Linked DNA regions of Homo sapiens: region 2 is linked to region 1. Evidence: read pairs that join two places in POLR2A ChIA-PET (ENCODE). Cell type or tissue: OCI-LY7. All regions are shown on one strand. Region 1 has its middle 30 kb from the start of CCDC198. Region 2 overlaps SLC35F4 (solute carrier family 35 member F4).

What was found. ChIA-PET counts read pairs that join two places held together with the same protein. Peaks named below come from ENCODE experiments on the same cell type or tissue, not always from the same donor. Only the 100,000 strongest peaks of a DNase experiment are listed, where the experiment ranks them.
Region 2: POLR2A ChIA-PET joins it to region 1 with 10 read pairs; 2 of 35 experiments call an interaction of 5 or more read pairs at or near these places.

Annotation. Positions count from the first base shown.
Region 1 is chr14:57,462,925-57,465,424 of GRCh38, reverse strand. No RefSeq gene overlaps it. Among named protein-coding and RNA genes, the nearest start is that of CCDC198, 30 kb to the left of the region's middle. In OCI-LY7, no CTCF peak of the experiment used is centred here; a DNase peak (open chromatin) is centred at 1,174; H3K4me3 peaks cover 1,331 bases; H3K27ac peaks cover 2,422 bases.
Region 2 is chr14:57,693,529-57,696,028 of GRCh38, reverse strand. The region is part of intron 1 of SLC35F4 (solute carrier family 35 member F4); the gene reads left to right. Among named protein-coding and RNA genes, the nearest start is that of SLC35F4-AS1, 120 kb to the right of the region's middle. In OCI-LY7, no CTCF peak of the experiment used is centred here; no DNase peak of the experiment used is centred here.

The DNA of each region.
Region 1 (2,500 bases):
GATAATACACATAAAGTGCTTAGAACAATGCCTGACACATAATAACTGCTCAATACACACTAGTTACCAAACAATGTTATTACCATTGAAATTAGGAATAAAATAAGATTTTGTGTGTGAGAGTGGTTCTAGAAGTCTAATCAGTTCAACAAGACAGAACAAAAGCCAGAAGTACACAACTACGGAACCATGAAAATAAATGCATCACAATTAGCAGGGGAAGTAATTATATGGCTGGACTACCCAAGGGAATCAACTGAAACATTTTTTGATTTAATAATGGAATTAAATGGGTGTTGGATAAAAGAACTATATTTTAAAATCAACAGCTTTTGCAAACCATTTCTCGGAATTTATCCAACAGAACACTGTGCAAAGACAAATGCTCAAGGGTAAATAGTGAGTTCACCGATCACAAGGGAGATGTCTCAGGGTACACTATCTTGGAATATCCTTTCTCTGTAACTCCAAGTCTCAAGCTCCCCTTTCCATTACTATTGAAAACTGTGCTCTTACCAATCCAGGGTACTTTTGTCACTCCTGGCTTGAAGTGCACCCTCAGGATTCTCTCCCACTCTCCCTTTTTCCTCCCCAGCCAGGGTCCATGGCTGGGGGAAGACACACAGGCCTTGATTATGGTGCTATCCTGGGGGCATGTGGGGAATAGCTCATTGGTGCCATCCTTTGTCCAAACTGGCCTCGACTGAACGATACCCATCTTGATGATCTTGGGCATCGGCCTTTCTCTCCTGAGCATCTACCCCAACCTCCCTGGCTGGTGTCACTTCCCACCATACTCTCAGCACTAGCCTTGTGTAATGATTGCTCAGGAAGAAGCCCAGTGGTTTTCTCCTGCTGAGATGGTCACCACCTCAGTCTAGAGGGTGTGACTCATCCTTAAATAATCAACTATATCTTCTATACAGTCCCTAAGGTAGGCTGTCCATGCCTCATGCTGTGCTAAGAAATCCCCATGGCTCTCAATTCTCAGCTCCCCTCCCCCTACTCTGCTTTGGAAGCCTTGGAAACTTCTTAAATATTCTCCATAACCTATGGGGCAGGGAGATGAGGGGCCTATCTCAGGCACTCTCTACCAAAACATGTCTTGCTGCCATTATTACTGTGCTGTAGTCCACAGATGTTGCCCTCCTGAAGTAGCAAACAGGTGGAGGCAACGTACCATGAAGCTCAGGAAGCTTCAGCTTCAAGGCCCCTCGTGCACACAGTCCTCTGCCCTGGGAGGAGCACTAGCAAATCATTTACATGAGTTTTCATTACAGTTCTCCAGGAGCAGACAAGGATGAAATGCAAGCAGTTTATGTTGGAGCTGATGCCACGAAATACCAGTAGAGGAGTAAAGTGAGACAGGGAAAGCTGCCAATCAAGGGGCATAATCAAGGAAGTTACTATTCTGGGTACCAGGCTTAATCCTGCTGGGGAATTCTGTGCCTCAAAGTTATCTCATCTATAGAAGAAGTATGCTGGGGTCTGATACACCACCTTTAGTCAGTCATTGGTTGATGGCTGCCAGAGCATGAGGGAAGAAGAATTAATTATCTGGTACTTCTTAAATGCCATGTATCCTCAGGTCTATCTGTGGAGAGAAGTTCTCAGGCTCACAGATACAGATGCTGGTAAAAGCCAAGCCAAATTAAGGCCTGTGGGGATACGATGGGGGCGCCAAGAGCTTACTACAACTTGGTTACATGTTTTTGTAAAATGTGCAAAAGTGGCCAGCGCGGTGGCTCATGCCTGTAATCCCAGCACTTTGGGAGGCCAAGGTAGGTGGATCATGAGGTCAGGAGATGGAGACCATCCCAGCTAACACGGGGAAACCCTGTCTCTACTAAAAATACAAAAAAATTAGCCAGGCGTGGTGGTGGGCACCTGTAGTGCCAGCTACTCTGGAGGCTGAGGCAGGAGAATCGCGTGAACCCGGGAGGCGGAGCTTGCAGTGAGCTGGGATCACGCCACTGCACTCCAACCTGGGTGACAGAGCAAGACTCTGTCTCAAAAAAAAAAAAAAAAAAAAAAAAAAAAAAAATCAGTGGTTGCCAGGGATTAGGGGAGAGAAAGAGTTGAATAGGTGGAACACAGAGGATTTTTAGGGCAATGAAACTACTCTGTAAGATACTACAATGGTGGATACATGTCATTATACATTTGTCAAAAACCCATAGAACGCACAACACCAAGAGTGAGCCCTCATGTAAACTATGGACTTTGGGTGAGCATTGCGTGTCAACATAGGCTCATCAGTTGTAACCAATATGCCACTCTGGTGGGAGATGTTGGTAACAGGGGAGGCTGTACATACGTGGGGGCAGGGATATTTGGGAAATCTCTGTACCTTTGTCTCAAATTTTCTATAAAACCAAAACTACTCCAAAAAAAGTCTAGTAAAAATAAAAAATTTTGGTTTATAAAGGCTATCATGTTTTCCCCTCCAATTTCCCCTCTGTCACACTTCCTTCCCCTTGGGTAGTATGTGAAAAGTACC
Region 2 (2,500 bases), 230 kb before region 1:
TTTGCCCATGCCTATGTCCTGAATGGTATTGCCTAGGTTTTCTTCTAGGGTTTTTCTGGCTTTAGGTTTTACATTTAAGTCTTTAATCCATCCTGAGTTAATTTTTGTATTTTATTAGAAAATAATAATATAAAAGTCTCCAGTTTCATCCATGTCCCTACAAAGGACATGAACTCATAATTTTTTATGGCTGCATAGTATTTCATGGTGTATATGTGCCACATTTTCTTAATCCAGTCTATCATTGTTGGATATTTAGGTTGGTTCCAAGTCTTTGCTATTGTGAGTAGTGCTGTTATAAACATGCGTGTGCATGTGTCTTTATAGCAGCATGATTTATAATCCCTTAGGTATATACCCAGTAATGGGATGGCTGGGTCAAATGGTATTTCTAGTTCTAGATCCCTGAGGAATCGCCACACTGACTTCCACAATGGTTGAACTAGTTTACAGTCCCACCAACAGTGTAAAAGTGTTCCTATTTCTCCACATCCTCTCCAGCACCTGTTGTTTCCTGACTTTTTAATGATTGCCATTCTAACTGGTGTGAGATGGTATCTCATTGTGGTTTTGATTTGCATTTCTCTGATGGCCAGTGATGATGAGCGTTTTTTCATGTGTTTTTTGGCTGCATAAATGTCTTCTTTTGAGAAGTGTCTGTTCATGTGCTTCGCCCACTTTTTGATGGGGTTGTTTGTTTTTTTCTTGTAAATTTGTTTGAGTTCATTGTAGATTCTGGATATTAGCCGTTTGTCAGATGAGTAGGTTGCAAAAATTTTCTCCCATTCTGTAGGTTGCCAGTTGATTCTGATGATAGTTTCTTTTGCTGTGCAGAAGCTCTTTAGTTTAATTAGATCCCATTTGTCAATTTTGGCTTTTGTTGCCATTGCTTTTGGTGTTTTAGACATGAAGTCCTTGCCCATGCCTGTGTCCTGAATGGTATTGCCTAGGTTTTCTTCTAGGGTTTTTATGGTTTTAGGTCTAACATTTAAGTCTTTAATCCATCTTGAATTAATCTTTGTATAACGTGTAAAGAAGGGATGTATAAATAATCCTCATTATTTACACATGATATTATTTTGTACATAGAAAATCCAAAAGAACTTACAGAGGAGTTTTAAATTAATATGAGAATTTATCAAGGCTACTATATTAGAAATATACAATTAGGTAATTGTAATTCTAAATCAGCAATAAACAGAAAGTTTAAAAATTGAAATGCCATCTACAATAGCATCAAAAATCAAATAAGAATAAATCTGACAAATTATGTATAAGACCTCTATACAGAAAACTGTAAAATATTATCGAGAGACAAGACAGAAATACAAGACAGAAATAAATGGAGAGATATGCTATGTTCACAGATTGGAAAATTCAGTAGTGTGGAGATGTCAGTTTTCCCCAAACTGAGGGATAGATTCTGTGAAATATCTATCAAACTCTCAACATTAGTTCAAATAGTTACAAGCTGGAAAAACTGTTTCTATTAACATGAAAATATGTAACTAACTGTGATATAGTCATACAAGGGAATAATATTCTGCAATAAAAATGAGTACATTAGAGCTACAGAAAATGTTTCTATGAGTCTCACAAACATTATGTAAAATGAAAAAAGCAAGGCACACAAAAAGTGATATCTGATCCTGTTTATGTAAAGGATGTACAACTGTATCACACAATTTTTGATAAATACCTATTTGATTATTTAAATATTGAAAACAATGATAAGTACCTATTTGAATGTTGAAAACAACGAAGCAAAGCTAGTCAATAGAGTTTAAGGATCCATTCTTTGGTGGTCAATCCATGAAGAATGCCAAAGATGCAATTATACTTGGAGGTAGAGGTAGGATTTCAAGAGGGTATGAAGAGATCATCTCAGGTACTCCCAATGTTCTATTTCTTGACATGGGAAGGGGTTACATGCTGTTGACTATGTTACAAATGATTGAATTCTGTGTCTTCAGTTCGTTTACTTTTCTAAATCCATGTTATAATTTACTGTTTTCTAAAGGAATTTTAGTAAATGAAGGAGTTGAACTGGGTGAAATTTTTTCATCTCTGAAGTTTGACACTAGGTTCAAGCATCATAAATATACCAGATTTAGAATTCTTGGGAAAATATATTCGTCTGATACGTGCTCAAATTCTGATTGGGGATCTAACCACCTGTGCTGTGTGGGCATAGAACCTACACAGATTAAGCAAAAAAAAAGTTAGGGGACAAATTGCCGAGACCAGCTCAGTCGGGGAGACCCTAACTCAGTGGTGCTAGAGGAATTAAAGACACACACACAGAAATATAGAGGTGTGGAGTGGGAAATCAGGGGTCTCACAGCCTTCAGAGCTGAGAGCCTCAAACAGAGATTTGCCCACGTATTTATTGACAGCAAGCCAGTGATAAGCATTGTTTCTATAGATTATAGATTAACTTAAAGTATTCCTTACAGGAAACAAAGGGATGGGCCAAAATAAAGGGATGGGCTCTGGCTAG